Regions from separate parts of the Homo sapiens genome. Here region 2 is linked to region 1. Evidence: chromatin contacts called from ENCODE Hi-C or POLR2A ChIA-PET data. All regions are on one chromosome and are shown on one strand. Each heading gives the region's core, a stretch centred on a gene start or an enhancer-like site at or near the end of the contact. The rest is flanking DNA. Distances are from core to core; before and after follow the strand shown. Region 1 overlaps FGD4 (FYVE, RhoGEF and PH domain containing 4). Region 2 has its middle 19 kb from the start of DNM1L.

Region 1 (5,887 bases), core at 1,921-4,420:
CAGGGCCACAGAAAGGGCAGAACGCAGCTGCTACAATGTAGGCGAAGGAAAGGACGGAATTAATCCGTTAAAAGCCTTCCTTTTTAGTGTTGGGTCTGTGGCTAGTCACAGAGCAACTCAAAAGAACAAAGGAGGAAAGCCCAACGTGACAGCTGACCTAAAGACTCTAGAAGAATGGCTCGATTTGAAACTAACAAATACACACATGCGCCCACGTCCACACACACACCCTCTCGCCCACTAGCTTACTCAGACTCCACATCAACATCCATGACATACGCTAACGGTGACCCATGTTTTCCAAAGAAAGGATGGCAAGATTATACAGATAACATGGTCACATTTATATAGAACTCAAAAACTCCAAAATGTTCTTTAAAATCACACAAATACATCATGAGACATAGATGAAGAGGAAGGATTAAATGTTTGTTCACTTTCTGGTATAAAAAGTTATATGTTGAATTTCAGAGACTTTTAAAGAAGTCATGTGTCAGTGTTCTCTATTATGCATATTAGATTTCCTTCTCTTCTGGTTGACATGGTGATATTAAGACCACTGACTCTGCTTCAGAGAAAATAAAATTTCTACCAGGAAATTCAGTATAATTGAATCAAAGAATGCAATTTAAGGAATTATCATTTGGTTAAGAAACAAAGAGTTTCATTTTTTATAGAATCCAAATATCTCAAAGAGAACTCAGAGATTTTTTTAAGCCTTAATTATTGAAAACAAGCTATTTTTAAAAAACCCAATCAACTTTCTATTGAGTAAAAAAAACCCAAAAAATTCTTAATCCAATTCATTATTAAATAATATTGATTAGAAACCACATTTGGGCCAGGTGCGGTGGCTCATGCCTGTAATCCCAGCACTCTGGGAGGCCAAGGCGGGTGGATCACCTGAGGTCAGGAGTTCAAGACCAGCCTGGCCAACATGGTAAAACCCCGTCTCTACTAAAAATACAAAAATTAGCCAGATGTGGTGGTGGGCGCCTGTAATCCTAGCTACTCAGGAGGGTGAGACAGGAGAATCACCTGAACCCAGGATGGGGGGAGGTTGCAGTGAGCTGAGATCGCACCATTGCACTCCAGCCTGGGCAACAAGAGTGAAACTCCATCTCAAAAAAAAAAAAAAAAAAAAAAAAAACAAAACCCAACAAAGAAACCACATTTCTGCTTTATTTTCTGTTGCTCTCCTTAAAATTTATCTTGGTAAAACAGATTTTGGAAAATATCAAGAGTTCCAAGTATTGTCTCAACAGTTCTTTCAGAGCCAATACCAAAACAGAAATTAAATGACGCTAGGAATTTGAGACCAGCCTGGGCAACATAAGACCCTGCCTTTACTTAAAAAAAATAAAAATTAGCTGGGCATGGTGGTGCGCGCTTGTGGTCCCAGCTACTGGGGAGGTTGAGGTGAGAGGATCTCTTGAGCCCAGGAGGTTGAGGAAGCAGTGAGCTATAATCACACCACTGCACTCCAGCCTGGTCAACAGAGGGAGACCTTGCAACTCTGAGAAAAGAAAAAAAAAGGCAGGGGTGGTCCTCATCAGACATACTTCTGCTAAAATGGTTTATCAGCGAGATTAAGCATTGTTTAGTAAAATATAACAAGAATTTAGAAGGCAAAAGTAATGAAAGATTGACAGATTATTATTAAAATTATAAAAAGGCTGGGTGCAGTGGCTCACGTAATCTCAACACTTTGCGAGGCTGAGGCAGGCAGATCACTTAAGCCCAGGAGTTTGAGACCAGGTAGGCAGCCATGGCAAAATCCTGTCTCTTCAAAAAAATACAAAAAACATTAACTGGGTGTGGTGGCATACATCTGTAGTCCCAGCTACTTAGAAGGCCGAGGTGCGAGGATGGCTTAAACCTGGGAGTTTGAGGCCACAGTGAGCCGTGATCACACCATTGCGCTGCACTCCAAAATGAGTGACAGAGCGAGACACCATCTCAAAATAAATAAAATTATAAACAGAAGAAATACAGTTGAAACCTTTACATGTGTAAGCTTATCTATCTTCTTGGAAAAAAGTATGTGAAATAGGCAAAGTATATCCCTAAAATCCACAACACATCATGCAACCACTTGGCCTTTCAGGGGGAAAATCTGGATGCTTTTTCACAGTGATACTAAGAATGGCTTAAAGGCCACCTTTGAGCCTACTAAAGGCCACCTCCCGGGGTCTAGTGAAGGATGGCTGTACAGGCCCCAACAGTGCAGAGCCACAGCTCAACTACAAACTAGAGGAAGAAACTAATGTAATTGTAAATTGAGACCCTGAGACATCATCAATTTATAAGAGAAAGCAGCAACAATACTACACAAAGGGGGCAGTTAATGGGTTAAATGAGAAAACAAATTACGTTGAGTCTTTTTAAAAAGGTCATCACCATTACACATTAAAATATGAAAAATGTTTGACAGTCTATTTAGAAATAAAACATGTCTTACCTAAATATTAATTTGAATGAAAACTAGGCACTTAATTTCTAGACAGCAAACTTTCAGGGTATGGTAGGTTTCGCAAGTGTCATGTTTACAGAGAATATCTCCCACGAATGTGCCAAAATGCGTGCAATAAGAGATCAACTGTGCATCTATTTTTAAAATAAGTTCATCAAAGTCATGATTACACATCTTTTGCCAGAGGCAATTAGATCAACATTTCAGAACATTGTTTATTAAAACAAGTCTCTAAATTTCAGCCACTATCACAAAGCATGAAAACATGGTGAAGGACACAGAGAACATTTACATTTTTAAACATTTGTTTAAAAAAACAAAAAGGCAATGACAAATACATAGAGATCATACGTGGCTGCAAGGCTAAAAATACTATTAATAATTATTTGGCCCTTTACAGGAAAAAAATGTACGGACCACTGGTATAGGTTAAACAAATCATGGTAAAAGAAGTTTGCCTAAAAGAAGCACCCTTTCATTAAACACTTCATCTGCTAACATCTTGGATAATAGCAACAAAAACTGAAACTTTTTGTTTGTTTATGACTGACTTAGCCTACTCATATTTGGAAACAGTCCTTATTTGGGTGTCAGTTGCCTAACAGGGAATTGAAACCAAAATTGTAACCAGATGGTCTCTCATTCAAGAAGTTTTACATTAACTCTAGAGGTTCTTTGATTGCAAATTACAATATCAAGAAGAACCAGTAGGGCTGATTTATAATTATAAACAGTTACCTTAGAAACAGCCATAACAAATTACAGTATGTTAGTTAGCATGGGGAAGGAGAGGTATCCGATTTAAATACTATCTCCTCTTGAGGACTGGTCATCTTTTTAACCACTTTTTAGTATTAACCCATTTTGTACTCTGACCTTGGGTTGCTGACCTATGCTTGCTGGGTTGTATCTCCTATAGGAATCCCTAGACATACGCCAACCTCAAATATTCTCAATTAGCCTCACTGTTGACTGATATAGCTCCCTCGTTCCAACTGCAGAGGTTGCCACTATGGCTTAACTTTCCTTTATCTGTCTTTTTTGGCATTTAAACAGTCATGCGCTAAGTCACACTTTTGTGTGGTAGATATGCCCTACGATTGGTTAGGGTGACTTTTGGCTACTATTTGCTAGACTCTGTTATAGGCTGTTATATTACATTTTACCAAATCATTCTTGAATTATTGTTTCGCATTTTAAGTTTGGACCCTCTCTTTGGCTATCCATTGCAAAATCCACTCAGTTCTCTGATTCTTCGAGCCTGACCTCTTACCACAGTGTCCATGAGCTCAGATCACAGCTTTATACGGTCTTGCTTATACTGTCTCATCCATCCATGCACTGGGTCTCTAGCCCAGGAGATCTCAATGGGGTCCACCCTTTGGGACAAGCATCTCTTGGATTTAAGAGGGAAGACACAGTTTTCTAGGGTAGACGATCTTTATGGGAGCATATTGTCCATAAGGATAAACATACTTTAAAAAACCAAAAACCACTTTATTTGCATTTAGTTTTCACTGTCTCCTTAGTGTACTACAACCTGTGAGAATTACTTAGATTTGTCTTGCATGACTTTTGGCACCATAGCACTTTTGAAGAACATGGTCAGGTATTTTGTGGAATGTCCCTCAAATTGGGTTTCTGTTATTTTCTCATTATGAGACTGTGGTTATGGGTTTGGGGTAAGAATATCACAGAGGCAATGCACCCATCTCACTTTATTATATTAATATCACTGCATGATAGCAATATGATTATCATGTGATGTTAACCCTGGTCGGCTGATGAGGTGGCATCTACCAGGTTTCTCTACTGTAAAACATTATTATAAAACATTTTTCAACAGTCTTCTATCATAACTCCCAAAACTCCCCCATTTGTCCCATAGATTGCAGATTACATCTCCCATATGCTAGCTAAAACACCTAGATTAAGAGATCAATTGCCTTTTTTAAAAAAAAGACATTAAGGTTATAAAACTCATAGTTTACAACTCTCTTGCTATGGGGAACAAATCCATAGCCAGGAAATTTATTTGAGTGTTATTTCAAACAGCTCCCCAAACTTCTAAACCTGAATAATAAATTTTCTAGAAACATAATTATCAAGCCACAAAGGTTCTTCAAAAAGAAAATCTGATGAAGAGTTAAAGAAAGTTCCTTGGACCTAGGAACTGCATGCACTTCTAGGACTCTAATCTACAGTAATAGCCCTGTACATGTAAAGGTAAATATAACACTATAGAACATATGCAGCAGACTGGGAATATTTCCAAAATATAAATAATTGAGAGGTCTCCAAGACATTATTAAACTGTAGAATATGTATAATATCTCAGTTTTTAAAAAGAATAAGTTATAGACAAATGTATAGAAATGTACTGAAAGAGAGGGAAGATAGCACACCAAATGTAACTTTGGGAATTGCAGATGGAGGTGAGGTGAGAGAATGAATGAGAATTTTCATATTTTGGTCTGTTAACAGCTATATCATTTAAATCTTTTATAATAAAAATGTATTTATATATCACTTATATTTTTAAAAATCTATGAAAGTCACCAAGTATACATATCACAGAGACTTTTAAAAAAGCATATCCCTGCTGGGCATCGTGGCGCAGGCCTGTAATCCCAACACTTTGGGAGGGTGAGGCGGGCAGATCACCTGAGGTCAGGAGTTCAAGACCAGCCTGGGAAACATGGTGAAACCCAGTTTCTACTAAAAATACAAAAAGTAGCTGGTCATGATGGTGGGTACCTGTAATCTCAGCTACTCAGGAGACTGAGGTGGGAGAATTGCTTGAATCCGGGAGGCGGAGGTTGCAGTGAGCCAAGACTGTGCCACTGCACACCAGCCTAGGTGACAGAGTGAGACTCCATCTTAAAAACAAAAAACAAAAACATATCCCTTACATTTGTACATCCATGTTCACAGCAGCATTAATTCACAATAGTCAAAGAGTAGAAGCAGGCCTGGCGCAGCAGCTCACACCTGTAATCCCAACACTTTGGGAGGCTGTGTCGCCCACCACCATGTGCAGCTAATTTTTGTATTTTTTAGTAGAGACAGGGTTTCACCACGTCGGCCAGGCTGGTCTCGAACTCCTGACTTCAGGTGATCCACCCACCTTGGCCTCCCAAAGTGCTGGGATTACAGGTGTGAGCCACTGCGCCCAGCAGGAAATTCTATCATATGCTACAGCATGGATGAATCTTGAGGACATACATAATGCTAAGTGAAATAAGCCAGTTACAAAAAGAGAAATACTGTATAATTCCACTTTAAAATCATAGAAACAGAAAATGGAATGAAGGTTTTGAGGACCTGGGAGGAAGAAGAAAAGGGAGTTATTGTTTAGTGGGTGCAGAATTCAGTTTTGCAAGATGAAGAGTTCTGTGGATGATAGTGGTGAAT
Region 2 (6,413 bases), core at 2,543-5,042, 100 kb before region 1:
GTCATCTGGCTGGGCACAGTGGTTTACAACCTGTAATCTCAGCACTTTGGGAGGTGGACGTGGGAGGATTGCTTGAGCCCAGGAGTTAAAGACCAGTCTGGGAAACATAATGGTACCCCATCTCTATAAATAATTTAAAAATTAACTGGGCATGGTGGTACATGCCTATAATCCCAGCTACTCAAGAGGCTGAGGTGGGAGAATCACCTGAGCCCAGGAGGTTGAGGCTGCAGAGAGCTGTGATTACGCCACTGCACTCGAGCTTGGGCAACAGAGCGAAATCCTGTTTAAAAAAAAAAAATATATATATATATATATATATATATATATATATATATATATACTATAAAAGTCACCTAAACTCTTCTGACACCTCATCAAACCCTTTTCCCTAGAGGTAACTACCATTAACTTAGGTATGGCCAGGCGCGGTGACTCACGCCTGTAATCCCAGGCCGAGGTGGGCAGATCACGAGGTCAAGAGATCGAGACCATCCTGGCCAACATGGTGAAACCCCATCTCTACCAAAAACACAAAAATTAGCTGGGCGTGGTGATGCATGCCTGTAGTTCCAGCTACTTGGGAGGCCGAGGCAAGAGAATCACTCGAACCCAGGAGGTGGAGGTTGCAGTGAGCTGAGATAGCACCACTGCACTCCAGCCTGGTGACAGAGCGGGACTCCATCTCAAAAAAAAATAAAATAAAATACAAATAAATAAATAAAAGGCTTGACAGAGTGCCAACATAATGAAATGTGCCCAATAATAGTAGCTGTTACTATCCAGTGTGGGCCTTGAAGCTAAGGTACGTCTGGGCTTAAAATCTGCCTCTGCCACCCCTTACTTAATATGTCCCTGAGGAATTCTAAGTTTCTGAGCCTAAATTTCCTCATCCTACCTTACTGGATTGCAAGGAGTAAACAGATGCTTAGCATAGTTCCCAAAACATGGTAGATAGAAGCACTTAGCACCTTGTTTGGGTCTTTGAATGGAGCATGCATCAGCTACTTCCCTCTTTCCTTCCCAGCTCGCCACTGCACAGATGAGGTGTGTTTAAACTCCAGTATAGGAGTATTGAAGAGAGGTTTTGAAGTCAGAACACTTGTGTCCTTTTTTCACTGTTAAATCTTTTAAAGTCCCTTCTACAGGGTCAGCCTTACCCAACAGCTCACAAGGAATATGAGATGTAATGAAATAGTGATAAAATATATTCAGATTTGAATGTTAATCACTCAATCATTTACACAAAACAAAACCAAAACACCCCACAGGGGACTACTTTCTTTAAGGCACACATTTTCTTAGTTTCTTTAGTTATCAAATAGTAACTAACATCAGTTATATTTCCCTGTTGTATTTACAAGTTCAATAAGAACACTAATCATAATAACATGTTGTGGGGATGGGGAGTGGTTACTGGAGGCTCTTTTTTTTTTTTTTTTTTTTTTCTTGAGACGGAATCTCGCTCTGTCACCCAGGCTAGAGTGCATGGTGCCATCTTGGCTCACTGCAACCTCCGCCTCCCAGGTTCAAGTGATTCTCCTGCCTCAGCCTCCTGAGTACCTGGGATTACAGGCATGTGCCACCACGCCCGGCTAAGTTTTGTATTTTTAGTAGAGACGGGGTTTCACCATGTTGGTCAGGCTGGTCTCAAACTCCTGACTTCATGATCCGCCTGCCTCAGCCTCCCAAAGTGCTGGGATTACAGGCGTGAGCCACCGCGCCTGGCCTGGAGGCTCTTAATCATGGCCCAAGGGAATGGCAAAGCTGAGGAAATACCTTAAGGAGTTGTTAGACAGCGAAGGGAGGAGGAGCAGGACGATGGCATCAGGAGCTGGTCCCTCCTGATGCTAACAGAGGAAAGGCTCCATTTGCTCAGTGCGTTGACCTGACTCAGGGCAAACTGACTCTGCACAATTGCAATTCATGTGGCAGGTGCAGCTTGCCCAGTGGCCGAGGTCACTCCTACAGCGGCCCAGGCATCAGGCCCTGGTGTTAGCTATTTATAGTTACACCTTCTACGTGGTGTCCCAGGAGCATTTCCTAGATGAGCTGGAAGATGAGGCCAAAGCTGTCTGAACCCAAGCTCTGGCAAGGGCGTCAGCACCTCAATCTGGATGGGCATTGCACATCTCTGACCTGCTGCAGCCCCTTCATATGGTGGATGACGCCCCACAACCCTGTAGAAATTGAAGCCTGCTCATAACATCACTGGCCTTCTTACCAACCTTGAGCCATGACAGAGCCCAGGAAGCCAGGAACTCACACATTTGGCCACTATCAAGGGAACATTGCCCTCCTCACACTCACTGCGTGCAGTGATTGAGCCCTTCTTGTAGTTTGTCTTCTTGTTTGAAGGATGTACAACCTAATCTTAGTTTTTCCCAAAGTTTCTGACTTTGTGATACACCCTCTTCACTTCCCAGTGGCACAACTGTTATGGGGGTAGGTGTGGCAGCTCTGAGCAGTGTTGGAGTCAAAAGTGGGAAAGATAGGGTCAAGTTAAGAATAATAAACTTGACTGGGCGCGGTGGCTCATGCCTGTAATCCCAGCACTTTGGGAGGCCGAGGCGGGCGGATCACCTGAGGTCAGGAGTTTGAGACCAGCCTGGCCAGCGTGGCAAAACCCGGTCTCTACTAAAAATACAAAAATTAGCCGGGCACGGTGGCGGGTGCCTATATTCCCAGCTACTCAGGAGGCTGAGGCTGGAGAATTGCTTGAACCTGGGAGACGGATGTTGCAGTGAGCCGAGATCGCGCCACTGCACTCCAGCCTGGGTGACAGAGTGAGACTCCGTCTCAAAAAAAAAAAAAAGAATGAACTTGACTCACCCCCGCCCCCGCCAAAAAAGATGTTAAATTACACTAGAGAAATAGAGATGGCTCTGGAAAAGTTTAGCAATCATGGTGCAAGGCCACTTAAGGACAGGGATTTTCAAACAGCAGATCACGCACCATGTTCCCAGTCCACTGGTATTGAGGCTATTTTTATCTCTCCGTGAGTTCCCAGATTTCATACTAGAGATAAGGCATCACTTTGCTCCAGGGACCTTATTACTAAAGATTCACCCACTACATACTAAGAATCTAAGGCAGTTACTCAGGGCCCAGGAAACTTTCTGGTCAGATGCCATCATCGTTCCACTTGGACCTGAGGGAAGCAGAGCACTGGACAGGGGGACAGGAGAAAAGAAGACAGGGTTGCAGAGAAAGTCACAGCTGACAATCTTGGCTGTCCTCCATCCCTGTCTGAGGAGTGGCGGGAGTGGGGGAATGGGTAGCCAGAGAAGTGGAGGCTCTGGAGCGGGGCTTCCCAACCTCGGCACCATTGACATTTTGGGCCAGATCATTGTTTGGGGGGCTGTACTGTGCCTCCTGGGATGTTTAGCAGCTTCCCTGGCCTCTACCCACAAGATGCTAGTAACACTACCTCCCCATCACCACTCCGTTTGTGACAAACAAAAATGTCTCCAGACTTTGCCACATGTCCCCAGGTGGGGAAGAAAGGGGAGGTAGGAAACCAGGTTGGGAACCACACTGCTCTGTCGTGTGAGAAGGCAAAGAACGGGAATACGACCTGGCCAGCTCCCAATTTCCTTTCTCCTTTATAAACATTTGGCTGTTTTAGAAAGCCTTTTTATGGATCTCTTAATTCCTTTCTCTTTTCCAGCCAGATAGCTATCTTTGCTTTCAGTCTAGACAGCCCACAACAGGCTGAGGCTTACCTGAGAGCCTCTCAGTGAAGCCTGTGGAGCTGGGTGGACAGCAGGAGGGTGTGCTGTCACAGGGAGCAGGCAGAGCACTGAAGTCTTGGCTGCACAGGGCTGTGGTACTGCGCCTGAGTGCAACCCTTAAGACTAATGGCCTTTCCTCAACTTTATCACAATGGTTCATAAAAATGGGGACCAGGGGCCGGGTGTGGTGGCTCACACCTGTAATCCCAGCACTTTGGGAGGCCAAGGTGGGTGGATCACCTGAGGTCAGTAGTTCGAGACCAGCCCAGCTAACATGGCGAAACCCTGTCTCTACTAAAAATACAAAAATTAGCAGGGCATGGTGGCACAGCCCTGTAGTTGCAGCTACTCGGGAGGCTGAGGCAGGAGAATTGCTTGAATCCGGGAGGCAGAGGTTGCAGTGAGCCGAGATCATGCCACTCAGCCTTGGTGACACAGCAAGACTCATCTCAATAATAAATAAATAAATAAATAAATAAATAAATAAATAAATAATTTTTAAAAATGGGGATGAGGGACAGGCAAAAAAATGGAATGAGTGAGAATCACTTGGGAGAAAATTATACACCCAAGCCCACCTGCCAGCATGCAGCCTCAGGCATATCAAATCCACAGGGCAGCAGGATGTGGGACAGATGTGTGTATTTCCGAAACACAGCTCACATGATTCTCAGATGTTGCTTCCTCCCACCCTCTCCTTCGAGTTGAATCACCTGCCAAAGGGGTTTTCTATGACATCTGCCCTTTATCACAGATGGAACTCTCAGTAACAAGTCAAAGATGTTTCTTGATGCATTATTTACAATGCTTACACTGAAAAACTGTGATGGAATATGAATGAAATTATTTCTATAAAGTTCCTAGAATAGTGGCTAGCAGATACTAAACCCTCAGGTTTTGGCTGTTACTGTGAAAACTGTTTTGGAAGGAGGGGAAGTGCTTAGGGTACAATTTAAATAAAACTAATAGGACCTCAGACTACAAACAGTGGATCTCTATTTTATTTTATTATTATTATTTTTTGAGACGGAGTCTCTCTTTGTTGCCCAGGCAGGGCAGTGGCACAATCTCCGTTCACTGCAGCCTCTGCCTCCCGGGTTCAAGTGATTCTTGTGCCTCAGCCTCTGGAGTAGCTGGGATTACAGGTGCCCACCACCATGCCTGGCTAATTTTTATATTTTTAGTAGAGACAGGGTTTCACCTTGTTGGCCAGGCTGGTCTTGAACTCCTGACCTCAGGTGATGCACCCGCCTTGGCGTCCCAAACTGCTGGGATTACAGGCGTGAGCTATGGCGCCCGGCCCGGATCTCTATTTTATTTTATTTTTTTGAGACGGAGTCTTGCTTTGTCGTCCAGTCGGGAGTACAATGGCGCGATCTCGGCTCACTGCCACCTCCGCCCCTTCAGGTTTAAGCAGTTCTCTGCCTCAGCCTCCCGAGTAGCTGGGATTACAGGCGCCCGCCACCATGCCCGGCTAATTTTTTGTATTTTTAGTAGAGACGGGGTTTCACCATCTTGGCCAGGCTGGTCTTGAACTCCTGACCTCCTGACCTGCCTTAGGCCTCCCAAAGTGCTGAGATTACAGGCGTGAGCCACCGCGCCCGGCCAGATCTCTATTTTATAAAGAGACACCTAGCCGGGCGCGGTGGCTCACGCCTGTAATCCCAGCACTTTGGGAGGCCGAGGCGGGCAGATCACGAGATCAGATCGAGACCGTCCTGGCTAAAACGGTGAAACCCCGTCTCTACTAAAAATACAAAAATTAGCGAGGCGTGGTGGAGGGCGCCTGTAGTCCCAGCTACTAGGGAGGCTGAGGCAGGAGAATCGCTTGAACCCGGGAGGCGGAGCTTACAGTGGGCCGAGATCGCGCCACTGCACTCCAGCCTGGGCTACAGAGCGAGACTCTGTCTCAAAAAAAAAAAAAAAAAAAAAAAAGAGAGAGAGAGAGACACCTATATAACACCTATATATGGGGGATCCCAGGTCAAGATTGAGCTGTGACAGTAGTCTATCCCTTGGATTCGGTCGTGAGTTCTATTGTGGATAAGGTTGGAGAAATTTGCTTTGATTTTTTTTTTTTTTTTTTTTTTTTTTTAAGAAAAGGAGAATAACAGAATCAAGGAGCAAGGGCAACTTGACCATGGGGCGGCCGCATTGTAGACTGTTCTTCCCAGCAGAGCAGGATAAGGGGGGCTGGCCGGGGAGCTGCCGGTGTTGCCATCCTGTAAGGGATGCTAAAGTATCAATGAGCACTTAGGCATCTCTGAAACCATAGTGATATGGAGAAAGTTGTGTTTGCCGGAACTCCTGCAGAGCACAGAATGTGGTTAGTCACTTATCATAGTTTGAAACCCTTAGAGGGCACTCTTGAGCAACAATAAATGATCCCTAAACAGCTTTCCAGTGAAACCTGTTCCAGCTGATTCCACGTCCTTTTACTTGATGAGTAGTAAATATACACAACTCTCTCCCCAAAACTGAAGAGCGCAGATACAATGGAAAGATTGCCAGCTCTCCCCCAGAAGTCTGACTATTTTGTTCATCCCTCCGTGCTCTAAATACATGTTGAGGCCAGGTGCAGTGGCTCATGCCTGTAATCCCAGCACTTTGGGAGGCCAAGGTAGGAGGATCACTTGAGCCCAGAAGGTTGAGGCTGCAGTGAGCCGTTTGTGCCACTGG

What was found. A loop is a pair of places that touch in the nucleus more often than their neighbours do. ChIA-PET counts read pairs that join two places held with the same protein, here RNA polymerase II (POLR2A). Pooled maps may share reads with other maps.
Region 2: a loop to region 1 is called in a map with no recorded cell type, with 6 times the contacts of the local background. The contact joins two enhancer-like sites. A Hi-C loop is called at or near these places in 2 of 168 maps with a recorded cell type or tissue (IMR-90 and cardiac septum), 7 of 37 single-sample maps with no recorded cell type and 9 of 50 pooled maps. POLR2A ChIA-PET finds 5 or more read pairs at or near these places in 8 of 52 experiments (AG04449, AG04450, BJ and 5 more).

What each region holds. Positions count from the first base shown.
Region 1 is chr12:32,556,339-32,562,225 of GRCh38, reverse strand. The region is part of intron 1 of FGD4 (FYVE, RhoGEF and PH domain containing 4); the gene reads right to left. Among named protein-coding and RNA genes, the nearest start is that of DNM1L, 120 kb to the left of the region's middle. Within about 2 kb of position 3,170, at least 3 of the 41 ENCODE cell types and tissues checked have a DNase peak (open chromatin) inside an H3K27ac peak, as active enhancers do.
Region 2 is chr12:32,657,443-32,663,855 of GRCh38, reverse strand. No RefSeq gene overlaps it. Among named protein-coding and RNA genes, the nearest start is that of DNM1L, 19 kb to the left of the region's middle. Within about 2 kb of position 3,792, at least 3 of the 41 ENCODE cell types and tissues checked have a DNase peak (open chromatin) inside an H3K27ac peak, as active enhancers do.